2 separate regions of the Homo sapiens genome follow, and region 2 is linked to region 1. A link is an interaction called in ENCODE POLR2A ChIA-PET data of the cell type or tissue named here. Cell type or tissue: PC-3. All regions are shown on one strand.

Region 1 (5,000 bases):
GGAAAATATAAGAATAATTAAGGCCATGGTCATCCCTTTCATAGATCTTAAATTCTAGCCACAAAGAGGGAAGTAAACATAACGAACTTTAGTGGGAGGCAAAGGTTAACAGGCCAGGAAAGAAAATCAAGTAAACTGAACACTGGCCAGCAGGCTTAGGGGACAAGGCAGCAGATTCAAGGATGGCCTTACAGAGAAATGGTATCTGAGAAGGCCATGACCAGTACCCTGGCAGGTAGTAATTGACGAGGGAGGTTTAGAGAATTCAAAGCAAAGGAACATGAGAAAAAGCAATAGAGACCATAAAGGCAAAGCAAGATCAGAGAAATCCAAAAGCCTGGAGTATATAGGGTATAGAGAGTGGCATGGAGGGAAGAATAGAAGAATAAATTAGAGTTAGAATGTGGAACTTTTTTGTTTGTTTGGGTTTTTTGTTGTTTGTTTGTTTTGAGACAAAGACAAGGTCTCTCTCATGCAGGCTGGAGTATACTGGCACAATCATGGCTCACTGCAGCCTTAAACTCCTGGGCTCAAGTGATCCTCCCATCTTAACCTCCCAAGTAGCTGGGACTACAGGAACACATCACTATGCCTGGCTAATTTTTATTTTTATTTATTTATTTATTTTATTTTATTTTATTTTATTTTATTTTATTTTAGTAGAAATAGGGTCTTGCTATGTTTTCCAGGCTTGCAAGATCTTAATCATGAAGGAAAGAGTCAAATTTATTCAGTAGGCAGTAGAGAGGCACTAAAGGATTTAGGGCAGAAATAAGTGTTAGAGCCACATTTTAGAAAAATCTGGCAGTGTATGTAAGACAGATAGGAATGGCAGGAAGCAGAGAAGCTGGAGGTGGCAACTGTAGTAGGGGGATGGCAATGGTGGGGAGACAAGTGATGTCAGGAACAGAGGAGAAAAGGGGTGAACAACTGTAGTGACATGAACACGGAACTGAGCAAAGGCACGTGAGAAACATAGCGGAGGCTGCCTCCGTGGGGTGTGGTGGCCAGTTACATATGGAGCAAGGAGAAGCCCTAAGGTAAAGAAAACAGAAAAGTTGCAGCTAGGATGACTGTCTGCTTCCATTACCAGAAAGAGAGACATGATGAATTTATTGCATTAGAGGGACACCGATGGAAAGGTGTTCAGCAGGGAATGAGGAAGACAGATTTGAGCTCAAGAGAGAGGCTGGGGCCTATTTTGGAGCCAATCTCCTAGAGTTGAAAAGCAAACACCTTACAGATTTAGAAAACATTATATAAGACAATAGGTTTTTCACTAGGACAATTAAAGTACAACAAATTCTCATACGTGGTTAAGTCAATCCAGTTAGGTTGTAAAATGAGTTTTAAAGATCTAAGGAATAAAAGGGAATGCAGAAATGAGCTGAAAGCTCACAGGAAAAGGGGGAAAGAAAACAGCAAGATAATTCATTTAAAGGATGAAAATTGGGAGCCTAACTGAGGCAGAATGAGAAGTAAGTGGGGCAAATTCAATTTTCAAATAAAAAAAATTGCAAGGACAAAGTCAAATGGGTTGCTATATTAAGAAGGAAGTCAGCTAAGAACGGCTATGACTCTGGGACAGCTCTATTTATTTTAGTGACTAAGGCTACATATGAGAGGGAAAAAAAAGAGCAACATTTTAATAAAAGGATTTGACAAACTCCAAAAGAATTGAGTAGAAGTGAAATAAAAGGACACTGGGATGGGCTCACCAGAAATATTTGTTTGAAAGATGGAAGGAGATTTGTTTTTCCAGTGTTACATAAACTAATCACCAGTATTTAAAGTTTACTGACTCTCAGTAATCCCAACTTCTAGAATGACTTAGATGTTAACAGACATGCTCCAGCATTGTTTCCACACAAAATCAGTGACTGCCTTTTCTTGTTAGAAATATGACTCATGCTTTCTCTTAAATATCCTCTCTACTCCTTCATTTCTATTTGCTGATATAATTCTGAAAGGGTGGTGTGTACACATACCTTCCTTTTGGCAAGTCTTCTACATTCAAGAACTTGCCATAAGAAACAGTAGGTACACATATTATATCTTTTTTCCCTAATCACTTTAGGTGGCTACCAAATATTCTGAAAACTCATATTTTCTGAGGCACCAAATACTTTGCTATGAAAACTTACTTGCCCTAGAAAATTGGGCCATTTTGAAATCCAATTTGGCAAGAATATAAACAGACATCAGTAGTTGCATGAAATTCAAAGGAAATAGAGATTCTGCACCTTGGGCATCTTTGATAATTACTATATTATGTTGAAGTTACAAGTATAAACCTGGAAATTTTTGAGCCAAAAAGCTATAATATATATGTCAAGTAAAACACAAGAAAACAAAAAGTTCAAGAACACTGAGTATAGTTTTCTAGGAATACAAAAAATTCATCCAGAGCCTGAATATATAAAACAAGAAACCAAGTAGTACAATAAAAGGCAATATACTTGGACCTCAGATGAGAAAGAAGAGATGGTAACAGTGCCTGACATTTCAGCTAGGAAATGCTCAAGCTGGGTCCTCTGACTCCTTGACCTATGAATGATGTGATGGCAATGATGATGGTGATGAACAAGAGGATGATGACTTCCATTTTTAAAGCACTCAGTAGGCACACATTATCTCATTTAATCCCCACAACAATCACATGAGGAAAGTATTATTCTCATTTCACAGATAAAGGAAATTGAAGCTTCCTGGAACCCTTGATTGACAGGATATACAAGACTACGCAGAAGAAGGAAAGACATATATAAAGAATTTAACTGATGATGTCAAAGAAGAAACACCTACAGAAGGAAGATGCCAGAGGGTGTGGAAGCACTGTGGATGACCAAAGGTTACCTATAATGAAACAGTCATTGATGGGCGTTTGAGCTGGTTTCACCAGGATCTCATAAATCACCACTAAAGAACTTACTCATATAATCAAATACCTCCTGTACCCCAATAACTTATGGAAAGATAAAATAATAATTGTAAAAAGTCATTGGAATCTAATATAAACCAAGGAAAAATGTAAGAAAGATTTTTTTTTCTTCTAACAGGCTACTACTCCGTCTAGAAAATAACACTGAAGTGGACATTTCATTTGCATATTTGCACTGTTTGTAAAGATAAGTTGTTCGATGAGTACAAATCTTACAGAATACATACATTAAAGTTTTATAAATCCAATGGTTAAAATGTAATTTTAAGATGGTCTTGTCTGGCAGAGGAATCACCTAGAAAAAGGTTGGTGGTTCAGCTATTTCCAAGATAATCTTGTGTAGTCCATCACACACACATAGCCAGTGTCTACTTCCTGATGTGAGGCAGGTTACTGTCTCCTCTTTGGCAACTCTAATGGTGATCCCAAGTGACAAATGGTAGGAAACCTGAGGACCATAGTTGACATCAGTGAGGTGATGGAGCAACAGTCACAGGAGGAAGAATCAAAGTTTAAGACACCCTGCAGAAGTAGAGTCACAGGAAGAAACAAACTAAAAATGAGCATTGCAGAGAAAACATCTGTAAGCAGTGCTACTGTTGCGGGAGGCCGACTCTCAGGCAGTCGCTTGCCAGGCAGTGTCAATGTAAACCAACACCTCAGACATGGGAATTTTTGCTTCAGATCAAAAGGACAGCAGCAATGCCATCTGCTGTTTGCTTAGAAAAATGGTAAGAGCAGATGTTCCCATGTGTTGACCTGCCATCCCTTGACTAAGAGGCCACTTGAAAAATAATCATGAAATAGCACAGGAGAAACATCTGCACAGTGTACAGCAGACCACCAATCATGCAGCATAGGAGAGAAGGAACCTGCAGTGTACCCATGAAATAACGGTAGGCAGGTCCCCAACAAGTGGTGGGGGCTCCTCATGCATACACGTTATAGGAGAACAAATAAGGCAAGATCAGTACTGGGCAAGGGGCAGTCAAAATGTTGTCTGTGGACCTGAGTAATTTCAGTGGACAAACCCTAACTTCTTTCAAATATCGTCAAAGGCTCAGAGCTTCACATTTACTTCTCAGACTTCTCTCTATTGTTGCCTATGATATAATTTGATTTTGTTGAGCCTACATTTTAGGCATCACTGAAATTAGATGATTAGCAGTTCCTTAAGAGCAAGCCATGGCCTGTAGATAAAAAAAAACAAAACAAAACAAATGCAAAGTGCCTGTGCAACGTGAGGTCAGGACATGGTGAGAGGATTTGCCTCTCACCTCTCTTAGTACCAGGAGCTCCAAGAGGACCTCACCCAAGCGGCAAGGCTGATGCAAGCCAGAATTCTTGGAAACTGCTGAGTCACTTGCCAACCACTGGCTGGGACAGCAGAAGCTTGACCTCGGAAGGAACCAAGTGTGTTTTAGGATTTGCACCTCAAGCATGCTCCTCTTGCTTTGCGGCCACAACTGCCACCCTATCTGAGTTCATCTTCTTGCTTTGAGAGCCTTGCTTGAAAAGTGCTAGTCATCTTGTCCTGCCACTTGGCTGGACACAAGTCCTTGGACCCCATTTCCCACCAGCTAATCATCAGTTCATCCACTCAACTAATTTTCTCAGCCCGAACACAGGTGTACTCAGGAGCAAATGCTATTCAGGAAATGCAGAATTTTTCAAAACCATAAGTTTTCTCTCTGTGGACATGCAGAACAAAACATTTGCATGCCCTGTATTTCCTCTTAAACATGTTGCATTTTTCTATTGAGGAGTTTGCTTTCAAGGCATTAATTTTTTTTCTAACTTGATCCAATTATTTATTCCATCCTCTTTAATTTATTTTTCTGATCTGGGGATCTATGGCCTAATCTATCCTCAATAGTTTTCGTTTTGTAATTATCGGGGGAAGGAGAAAGATTTGGCTCCTTTTTCTATGAACACTTCCTTCCCCTTCCTGCTATGAAGGAGACTTATTGCATTGACCAGAGAGGAGGACTCTGTCTCATATTCTTTGCTTAGAAGGCCCCCCTGTACATAGTAAATGCTTGTGCTTGAATAAATTAAA
Region 2 (5,000 bases), 370 kb before region 1:
AGAAGTTGGAGAATTATTAAATTAATTATTGATTTTGGTATAATTATATGCTGGAATACTATGTAATCATTAAAAACCATGTTTTATGAAGAACGTATAATGAGATGGGAAAATGTTCATGACACACTATGAAATGTAAAAAGTAGTATGCGAAATTGTGTGTATAATTTTTTAACAATTGGTATCCTAGAGAAAAGACTGCTTTGCAGCAGTTCAAAAGAATGAAGTAAACTTAACTACTCATGTGGGAAAATTCCTAAAGCATGACATTACATCATGAAAGCACATTTCAAAATAATGTACAGCACAATCCTATTTGGGGGGAATGTTGGATGGGGAAGGTTGAAAGGGGCTATAATGTCCTCTATATAATTTGAATTTCTGTAATAAGAATCTGTTTGTATATTATGAAATTTAAGATCACATTTTAAAAATTTAGAGTGGGAGAAAGAAGGGAGAAAAAATACTGGAAATGACTACAGTATTCACATCCCTTCCATTCCATATTGCCTTTCTAGTCACGTGTCCCTAGGTGCTATGGGGTCAGGTTCCTGTGAGGGAAAAAGGAGGGGAGAGCAGGGGCTGGGAGATGGCGTGGTTGTCTTTATTAAGAAACAGTACTTCATGTCCAAAACACCAAAAGCAATGGCAACAAAAGCCAAAATTGAGAAATGGGATCTAATTAAACTAAAGAGCTTCTGCACAGCAAAAGAAACTACCATCAGAGTGAACAGGCAACCTACAGAATGGGAGAAAATTTTTGCAATCTACCCATCTGACAAAAGGCTAATATACAGAATCTACAAAGAACTTAAACAGATTTACAAGAAAAAATCAAACAACCCCATCAAAAAGTAGGCAAAGGATATGAACAGGCACTTCTCAAAAGAAGACATTTATGCAGCCAACACACACATGAAAAAATGCTCATCATCACTGGCCATCAGAGAAATGCAAATCAAAACCACAATGGGATACCATCTCACACCAGTTAGAATGGCAATCATTAAAAAGTCAGGAAACAACAGGTGCTGGAGAGGATGTGGAGAAATAGGAACACTTTTACACTGTTGGTGGAACTGTAAACTAGTTCAACCATTGTGGAAGACAGTGTGGTGATTCCTCAAGGATCTAGAACTAGAAATATCATTTGACCCAGCCATCCCATTACTGGGTATATACCCAAAGGATTATAAATCATGCTGCTATAAAGACACATGCACATGTATGTTTATTGTAGCACTGTTCACAATAGCAAAGACTTGGAACCAACCCAAATGTCCAACAATGATAGACTGGATTAAGAAAATGTGGCACATATACACCATGGAATACTATGCAGCCATAAAAAAGAATGAGTTCACGTCCTTTGTAGGGACATGGATGAAGCTGGAAACCATCATTTTGAGCAAACTATCACAAGGACAGAAAACCAAACACCACATGTTCTCACTCATAGGTGGGCATTGAACAATGAGAACTCTTGGACACATGGTGAGGACCATCACACACCGGGCCCTGTCATGGGGTGGGGGAAGTGGGGAGGGATAGCATTAGGAGATATACCTAATGTAAATGATGAGTTAATGGGTGCAGCCCACCAACATGGCACATGTATACATATGTAACAAACCTGCACGTTGTGCACGTGTACCCAAAAACTGAAAGTATATAAAAAAAAAAAAGAAACAGTAAGGCTCTGAGTTCAGCAATGGAAATCAGGCACCAGGCCAGCAAATCAGGTGGTGAGGGAGACAGCACCATCAGCTGATTTTAAAAGGTCTGCAGCTTCTTTGCAGCTGTGGTTCACAACACAATCTATTTAGGAATTAAACAGATGGATTCCAAGGCCTACCCCGAGAGACTGGGACCAAGGATGTCTGGAGTGTACCCACAAATTCTGCATTTTTACAAGAAAATGTCCCATGTCATTCTTAGACCATTTCTTGAAGCACCTTGCTCTAGAGATGATAAGGAGCCAGAAATCAAATGCGTGAAGTGCCACCCTCTCCCTTCTCAATTTACCAGACCGCCCTCTGAATGCTTTTTTCTTTCAGAGTGGTTCATTATGTTCATTTAAAGCCAGTTCCACTAGATTAGTATGTTTGGTGGGGGTTGGAGGCAGGTAAGGTCATGCAGCGTGACTGGGCTGGGGAGAGTAAAGAAGAGGCAGAGGTGGCCCAGTGAAAAGGAGGGGCAGCTGCCACAAGAATGTTGTTAAGCTTAAAAATCAATAAAAATGCTCTTCTCTCCAGGTATGACCCTGCCAAACATATGACACAACTGGAAGACCTGTTAAATAACAGTCATTGTCACAGGATTATAGTCAAAATAATTATAGTATCTGATAAGTGAGCACCCAGGCCCTGATCATTAGCTTAGCTAAGAGAAAATGCTGTCAGTCTGCCTTGGGTCAAGAAGAACTGCAATAATCAGGTTTCTTCCTGAAGGGTTTGTCCAGTTTCCCTAGAAAGCAAAACGAAGGTCCTATGTCGCCACCTAGAGTCCAAAGCCTGGAAGTATTGGCTGAGGAAATTCAAATAGATCCGGCTCATTGGAGATCTCTGTCCAAGTTTAATGACAGCACCGGCTTCAGGCTTACCAATCCAGTCAGTCCTTTTTCATAGGACAAGAATATGAGTTTGAACTCAAGTCTCCATTATGACCAGATTGTTTTAGGATGAAAAAAAGTTGGCATTCTTAAACCTTGACTAAATGTGTAAGAGTTCAAGTGTGTGGGGGATGGTCAGGGAAGTAGGGTTGGTCTTAACTGCTGCTCTCTACCTGGATGACCTTAGGAAAATCATTTAACCCCTTAAAGACTGTTTCTCTGTTATAAAATGATAGGACAGAACTAACTTGTCAACACTACAAGCCTTCTAAGACCTCAAATTTTGTGATTCTATAGTAAACTAGAGTCTATTTAAACCGAGCCATTAGTCAAAAAAAAAAAAAAAGGCACAGTATGTAAAAAATATTGGTACCCTGAATTTGTGAATGTGACTTTCTTCATCAAGGAACCTATATCTTTTCTGCCCTCTAGAGCTCTGCCTGAAAACTGCATGGATTTTATATAAAAATCCTCCAAATGAGAGGCTTCCTTGCTTAAGAGTTGGAGGCTGGCAGCTCCATGAAGTTCAAGGCACACTTTTGTTCTGCAGCATATTCTTCATTCCTTCTATTCTTGCTTCATACACATATTCTGATACAATTCAGTTCAATTCAACCATTTATTCCAGAGTTCTCTCCCAACTCTCCCTGTTTATGGCTTTCAGCTGTTTGAAGTAAAATCCACACCATTTATTTGGACAAAGGGGCCAATTTTTCTAAAGGATCTTCTGCTCCATAAATGTTTTTCCTCTGATTAAGTTGTACAGTGGCACTAAGGAGGATTATCTGTTCTAATTTCTGGAGCCAATGCTTGTAAAAAGTAATCCCAGCTTCTTTTCTTGTGTCACTTCCAAGAAATGTGTGCACCAAAGCCCCCGCCCGCTGTATGACAGAGTAAGAACTCTGCTACAAAACTGCCAAAGAAACACAGGACAGCTAAGTGTAAGTTTAACAGCCTAGTGAGCTGTTAAACTTACACTAGTGAGAGGAGCCACATTTTGAGTCTTTCTTTTGGAGTTATGTTTTAGTTCTGAATTACCGCAGAACCATAGCCAAGCTGTGATCCATCCGATCTGCTGGGCTGTACCTAAAGCAAAGTTTCGAGAAAAGTGGCAACAGTGCCTTTTGCCAGCTGCATCTTTCTTAACTCTGGCAAAATCTCCATTTTAGGCAAGAACAGTACTGTTCAGTTGGGATTTTCCCTGAGTGGGACTCCTCCTGCTGTTGATAAAACAACAGTGTGAAACAGCAGTGATCTGTTTCAAAATTTATGCCAGAAATAAAAGTGGGATAGTGACCTATTATAAACCCAAATACTGAATGAGATCAGTTTGAAGATGCCTAGAATTTACGCAAAGGCCCTTTCAGGATTACTGCTGAAGAGGAGGCCCAAGACTCCTTACCTAATCTATAGCCTCATTCAAAGTCTAATCCACTCCAGGGTCAGACCCCTGCAGAGTGTGAAGCCAGGCACAGTGGAGACCACACAAAGTTTTTTAGGCACCAGTGCATCAAGAAATGAAGGAAGCATCAGAGAAAATATTTGCAGAGCTGTAAATGTTCTTTACTGTTTCTAGTCATAAAAGGACCTTACAATGTTTAATCTTAAGAAATTATTAGTATTTATTATAACTCTAAAAGGACTGCCCTTAAATTTGGCTTTTATTACTTACCCATAATGCAGCTAGTGGGTCAGCCTAATCATAGTAGTTTCCATTTTTCAGCTAAGCATATTTTAAATCCTCAGGGAACAGAAACTATCAAGTAACCTAGCCTGTTTGCAAGAACCTGCTCTCTGTTGCTGGCCATGTGTTCTGCTTTTATGCCCCAGTCCCACCCCCAACCCCACCAGAGTCCTGGCCCATTTTCCCTGGCACGGTCTAGGGGAACATCCTTCATTCTACTCAGCTAGACCATGCTGACTTCAGGAGAACAGACTGGAGAAGCAAGCCATGGACACAATCTGTCTGTGCAGAAAAGAGTGGAATTTGAACCCTCTGTTGACTGTATCTTTGCATTGTGCGTTACCTAAAACCTTGTTCCAAGCATCAGGAAATGTAGGTTTGTAGCAGACTTGGAAGAAGAGGCAGAGATAGAGATACCTTATGGCAGACACTGCTGCTACTTGTGATTTTTCCAGGTCTCCTCTTCTTCCAAATGCTTATGAAGATTGCCCCTCCCCATTCCCTCCAAGTCAAGTGACTTGCTTTGGCCAATAAAATGTGAGAGGACATGAAATCTATCTCTTTAGTGTGGAAACATTCAAGAGTTGTGTAAGATTCTTAGTGCCCCTCATCCCCTGCATGGGAGACCATGTTAATGCAGCAAGGCTACAAGATCAAAGTAACCTGGAATGTTGAGCCACCATGCAAAGGACAGCTTACTAGAGC

What was found. Peaks named below come from ENCODE experiments on the same cell type or tissue, not always from the same donor. Only the 100,000 strongest peaks of a DNase experiment are listed, where the experiment ranks them.
Region 2: POLR2A ChIA-PET joins it to region 1 with 8 read pairs; 1 of 35 experiments calls an interaction of 5 or more read pairs at or near these places.

What each region holds. Positions count from the first base shown.
Region 1 is chr14:36,972,400-36,977,399 of GRCh38, forward strand. All of the region lies in intron 1 of SLC25A21 (solute carrier family 25 member 21), which reads right to left. Among named protein-coding and RNA genes, the nearest start is that of MIR4503, 23 kb to the left of the region's middle. In PC-3, a CTCF peak has its summit at 3,637 (motif pointing left); a DNase peak (open chromatin) is centred at 1,882; H3K4me3 peaks cover 933 bases; H3K27ac peaks cover 4,044 bases.
Region 2 is chr14:36,602,611-36,607,610 of GRCh38, forward strand. No RefSeq gene overlaps it. Among named protein-coding and RNA genes, the nearest start is that of NKX2-8, 22 kb to the left of the region's middle. In PC-3, CTCF peaks have their summits at 2,497 (motif pointing left) and 2,702; a DNase peak (open chromatin) is centred at 2,511; H3K27me3 peaks cover 627 bases.